Regions from separate parts of the Homo sapiens genome. Here region 1 is linked to region 2. A link is a loop called in an ENCODE intact Hi-C map of the cell type or tissue named here. Cell type or tissue: Caco-2. All regions are shown on one strand. Each heading gives the region's core, and the rest is flanking DNA. Links, peaks and the distances in the headings are about the cores only. Region 1 overlaps SLC23A2 (solute carrier family 23 member 2). Region 2 has its middle 28 kb from the start of SLC23A2.

Evidence for each region. Hi-C counts contacts between places; a loop is a spot of excess contacts. Peaks named below come from ENCODE experiments on the same cell type or tissue, not always from the same donor. Only the 100,000 strongest peaks of a DNase experiment are listed, where the experiment ranks them.
Region 1: it touches region 2 in a loop (7-fold over the local background); 1 of 110 quality-filtered maps calls a loop at or near these places.

What each region holds. Positions count from the first base shown.
Region 1 is chr20:4,901,466-4,904,377 of GRCh38, reverse strand. It overlaps SLC23A2 (solute carrier family 23 member 2), which reads left to right. Exons shown (of 17, transcript NM_005116.6): 5 at 1,820-1,936. Among named protein-coding and RNA genes, the nearest start is that of RASSF2, 79 kb to the right of the region's middle. In Caco-2, for the core only: no CTCF peak of the experiment used is centred there; no DNase peak of the experiment used is centred there.
Region 2 is chr20:5,027,559-5,030,470 of GRCh38, reverse strand. No RefSeq gene overlaps it. Among named protein-coding and RNA genes, the nearest start is that of SLC23A2, 28 kb to the right of the region's middle. RefSeq lists an enhancer at 1,775-2,304. In Caco-2, for the core only: no CTCF peak of the experiment used is centred there; DNase peaks (open chromatin) are centred at 1,490 and 2,007.

The DNA.
Region 1 (2,912 bases), core at 317-2,816, 130 kb after region 2:
GGCTTGCAGCCATCCTCTCCCAGTGGAGTCATGCAGGCAGTGTTCAGTTTTCCCAGCAGTGATATGTGATAACACCCATTCAGCCAGGGAAGCTCATCCAAGCCTTGGTGTCCAGGGTTTTTAATTGGGGATCTGTCGTATAGGTATGGCTGACTGCCTATGTGGCTAACTTTAATTACTCACCAGCCCCTCCAGAGGTCAAGCTGACACTGTGTGGCCAAGTTTCAGGTAAAAAAATATGTATAAACTAGAGAAGAGGCCTCACTATGTTGCCCAGGCTGTTCTTGAACCCTGGCCTCAAGTGATCCTCACACCTTAGCATCCCATGGTGCTGGGACCACAGGTGTGAGCCACTGCACTGGGCCTAAAAAGACATGTTTAAGAGGCAGAAACCCCAAGAGCTCAGGTTATCCCCCACGTACCAGGCAAGACTCAACCCTTTCTTTGAAATGTGCGGGGTTTGGACAACCCAGACCTGCTGAGTTAATCTTTATTGTACATCACTACATGCTACACCCCTCAGACACATACGTACTTTTTCTACCATTTCTCCCAACAAGTTTTTAAAGACATCCATAATCCATTGTAACAAATTCAACACAATGTAAATTTGCCAGTATCCCTTGTTAGGACGGAAGAGAAAGTTTTACCCAAAAGGTCATATTCAGTTACATTTGGATTAGATGAGATGTCAGCTTCCATCAGACATTTACCTTCTGGCTGTGAAAGGTGAGGGTGAACTGTGTCCCTTCTTTTGTTTAAGGGTATTGGGCCCCAAACCCCAAACCCCTGTTGCCTCCATGTGGGTGGAACACATGGAATCAGCATTTTTCCATGTGGATATCTCTTCATTTTGTTTCCTGTTAAACACTTTGTTTGCTAGGTTATAAAACATTTCTTAAAATGAGATACATATCTTGGATTCCAAGAAATGATTGTAGAAATTCCAAGGAAAGATTATTTGTGTGGTGTTTGAAACCAGAGCAGTTTTGAGGTTCTCCTGGGGAACTCGGGGCTACCTTGAGTTTTCTGTTTGGCTCAGATACTGCATGAGTTCAGAACTGATGCTGGGGGTGATTGGAAGAGGCTGGACTCTAACCTAAAGTGACTGGTCTTTATGATGATTTTTGCTTAAAAAACCATGCCACACTTAATGTTTTAAAATATTTTTTTTACTAGTGTTAGGAGAAAAAGAAGAAAAAACCTGTCACCTAAACTATGAATACATTTTTAATGTTTTGTTTTTTAAACAGAATTCAAATCACCGTGTTTATATACTTTAGAATTACTCTTTTCACCTAACGTTATCTGAGCAATAGTGTTTGGATAGGAGGGTGTAGAATTTTAAAGTACAAAGATCCTTTTTACTTGCAGGGATGAAGTGGGCTGGGAGGGGCAGATCAGTGTGCTGTCTCTTTGAAAGTGGTTAAAATTTTCTAAGATTTTTTTCATCTGGGGTCTCACGCAAGGACTGCTCGTGCCAAGGTATCATTTTGTGGTCTCAACCTGGGAACATCTCTGTCCATGCAGGAGGATCCCCAGGCCTGGGGAGAAGCTCTGAGCAAGTTTGGTGTTCTCAGGGATGAGATGTTGCCCAAGGACGCTGACCCCCCAAATTCTGAGGATTGACCATCCCGGTGGGCGACTGTACTTGAGCCAAAGAGAATACTTGGCTTCAAAGATAGCCAAGGCTCAAAACTGCAGGAAGATGGCAACCACTTGATAAAGTTGTTTTTCTGTAATAGTGGCCTGTACATGGCCGAGCTAACACTGGTCTTCACGTTTAATGAGCACCTTCTTTTCTCCTTCTGGCTCGCAGAGCTCTCTCGCTGAGACCCTGGATAGCACTGGCAGTCTGGACCCCCAGCGATCAGACATGATTTATACCATAGAAGATGTTCCTCCCTGGTACCTGTGTATATTTCTGGGGCTACAGGTAAGATGGTTCCTGTAGGATGTGTAACTACCAGCAGGTGTTTGCATTGTCTACCATCTGGAATTGTTTAAAAATTCCACTTTGGTTTTTGTTTATTGAAGACTTTTATAAATTCCTCTTTTAAGAGTGATGAGTAGGGGCTGAGCACAGTGGCTGATGCCTGTAATCCTAGCAGTTTTGGAGGCTGAGGTGGGCAGATCACTGGAGCCTAGGAGCTCAAGACCAGCCTGGGTAACATGGCAAAAGTCCATCTCTACAAAAAATACAAAAATTAGCCATGTGTGGTGGTGTGTGCCCACAGTCCCAGCTACTCAAGAGGCTGAGGCAGGAGGATCGCTTGAGGTTGAGGTTGCAGTGAGCTGTGATCACACCACTCCACTTCAGCCTGGTTGACATAGTGAGACCCTGTCTCAAAAAACAAATGATGAATGGGAATTGTTGACATCACAGCAGGAGGAAGAAAAGAACAGGTAGAATGGATTACCAGGGAAAAGAAAGAAGATGTTCAGGGCACAAGCAAGAGCAGTGACATAAAGGAAGGGAAAGGAAATAGAGTTATAGAAAGAAGGAAGAATAGAGAAAGGAGAAAAGTTGAAGAATAGAGAAAAGAGAAATTAATTTTCATCTCCCATTCCTGGCCTAGTTAACCCACCCACAATCATGGTAACCTCTGCCATGAAACAGGAGCTACCCGGAAAAGTGCCATGTTGGCCAGGACCTAAATGGTAGGTTTTCAGTCTTATTTTTTAAAGGAAGGGAAACTTGCCATGGTAGCAGCAGCTTTGTCTGCTGCAGCTTCCAGTGGGAGGGGAGGGCAGCCGGGCTCAGGGACAAGGTGGGTGGTGACATAGCTGATGGAGGCCTCCGGCGTCTTTGATACTTCCCTCCTCTGTCTTCAGCACCCTTTTCCCTTTCATAGGATGAACGCGGGACGTTTTGGAGAAAGGGGACAACGTGGGGAGGGTCTTTTCTTAAA
Region 2 (2,912 bases), core at 309-2,808:
GGGCAGGGGCAGGTGCATACCTGCCGGCAGGAGAAAATCTGTAGGAGCACACTGCAAAGGTGCCGGGAGAGCAGCCACAGCATGCGCTGCCCTATTGCTGTGTCAGGAAGTTCTTTTTACTTGGCTATGCAACAGAATATTTTTGTTTTGTTTTGTTTTTAGAGCTGGGGTCTCGCTCTGTCACTTAGGCTGGAATGCAGTGGTGTGAACTCCTGCACTGCAGCCTTGAACCCCTGGGCTCAAGTCGTCCTCCCTCCTCAGCCTTCTGAGTTGCTAGAATTCATTATTGAACTGCATCCAGCTCAAGAATGTACACGTATAAATATATGTATTTAGAAGAAAATACAAGAAAGCAGTAAGAATGGTTGTTGCCAGAGAGGGGAAATTGGCAGGAAGGAGGCAGGGATGCTACGGAAACTTTCATCCTGGGCCTTTTTACCTTTGAATTTGGAACCAGGTGAATGTATTCCTTATGTTTTTTGTTTGTTTGTTTGTTTGTTTGTTTTTGAGACGGAGTTTCACTCTTGTCGCCCAGGCTGGAGAGCAATGGCGCAATCTCAGCTCACTGCAACCTCCACCTCCCGGGTTCAAGTGATTCTCCTGCCTCAGCCTCCAGAGCAGCTGGGATTACAGGCGCCTGCCACCACGCCGAGCTAATTTTGTATTTTTAGTAGAGATGGGGTTTCTCCATGCTGGTCTGGCTGGTCTGGCTGGTCTCGAACTCCTGACCTCAGGTGATCCGCCCACCTTGGCCTCTCAAAGTGTTAGAATTATAGGCATGAGCCATCACACCTGGCCCCCTTGATTTTAATCAGTACAATTACAGCACAGAGTTTTAAAAATGGTCTGCAGGGGAAAAAAATAGATAAAAATGACTTGCATGTAGCATCTGAATGCAGGAAAACGAAGGTAGGAGGTGGGTCAGGAGAGCAGAGAACAGAAACAAGCAGAAGTGTTCAGATAAACTGAAGTTATGTGTGCGTACAGAGACCAGATATCTCAGATCTCTGATTCCATGCTATTTTGTAGGGTTTTTTCTTCTTCTCTCTCTCTTTTTTTTCTTCCAAGACAGAGTCTTGCTCTGTTGCCCAGGCTGGAGTGCAGTGGTGTCATCTCGGCTCACTGCAACCTCCGCCTCCCGGGTTCAAGCAATTCTCCTGCCTCAACCTCCCCAGTAGCTGGGATTACAGGCAAGCGCCACCACGCCTGGACAATTTTTGTATTTTTAGTAGAGATGGGGTTTTGCCATGTTGGCCAGGCTGGTCTCGAACTCCTGACCTCAAGTGATCCTCCCACCTTAGCCTCCCAAGATGCTAGGATTACAGGCATGAACCACCACACCTGGCCTATTTTGTATGTTTTAATAGTTAAATATGTATAGCATATAACTATGTAACGTAATGCTTTTACCTTTATCAGACCATGCATTCTATTCATACTTCTTAGTACAGACAAGACAGTAGGGTCACCAGACCCATGAGATGGGCCAAACACAGCCGCAACATTCTTCCTAAAGTATGTAAGCGGCAGCTGTTATAGATCATCCTTTCCTTGGTACCTCTAGGAGTCCTATTTAAAAAGTACCTGCATTCCTCAAATAGTCAAAACAACATTGAAAAAGAAGAGCAAAGTTGAAGGACCCATACCTCCTGATTTCACAACTTACTACAAAGCCACAGTAATGAAAGCAGTGTGATACTGGCATAAGGACAGACATAGAGACCAACAGAAGACAATAGAGAGCCCCAAAATAAACCCTTGTATTTATGATCAATTGATTTTCTTTTTTTTTCTTTTTTTTTTTTTTAATTTATTTTTTTATTGATAATTCTTGGGTGTTTCTCACAGAGGGGGATTTGGCAGGGTCATGGGACAATAGTGGAGGGAAGGTCAGCAGATAAACAAGTGAACAAAGGTCTCTGGTTTTCCTAGGCAGAGGACCCTGAGGCCTTCCGCAGTGTTTGTGTCCCTGATTACTTGAGATTAGGGATTGGTGATGACTCTTAACAAGCCTGCTGCCTTCAAGCATCTGTTTAACAAAGCACATCTTGCACCGCCCTTAATCCATTTAACCCTGAGTGGACACAGCACATGTTTCAGAGAGCACAGGGTTGGGGGTAAGGTCACAGATCAACAGGATCCCAAGGCAGAGGAATTTTTCTTAGTGCAGAACAAAATGAAAAGTCTCCCATGTCTACTTCTTTCTACACAGACACGGCAACCATCCGATTTCTCAATCTTTTCCCCACCTTTCCCGCCTTTCTATTCCACAAAGCCGCCATTGTCATCCTGGCCCGTTCTCAATGAGCTGTTGGGCACACCTCCCAGACGGGGTGGTGGCCGGGCAGAGGGGCTACTCACTTCCCAGTAGGGGCGGCCGGGCAGAGGCGCCCCTCACCTCCCGGACGGGGCGGCTGGCCGGGCAGGGGGGCTGACCCCCCCCACCTCCCTCCCGGAGGGGGCGGCTGGCCGGGCGGGGGGCTGACCCCCCCATCTCCCTCCCGGACGGGGTGGCTGCCGGGCGGAGACGCTCCTCACTTCCCAGATGGGGTGGTGGCCGGGCTGAGGGGCTCCTCACTTCCCAGTAGGGGCGGCCGGGCCGAGGCGCCCCTCACCTCCCGGACGGGGCGGCTGGCCGGGCGGGGGGCTGACCCCCCACCTCCCTCCCGGACGGGGCGGCTGGCCAGGCGGGGGTGCTGACCCCCCACCTCCCTCCCGGATGGGGCGGCTGGCCGGGCGGGGGCTGACCCCCCCCCACCTCCCTCCCGGACGGGGTGGCTGCCGGGCGGAGACGCTCCTCACTTCCCAGATGGGGTGGCTGCCGGGCGGAGAGGCTCCTCACTTCTCAGACGGGGCAGCTGCCGGGCGGAGGGGCTCCTCACTTCTCAGACGGGGTGGTTGCCAGGCAGAGG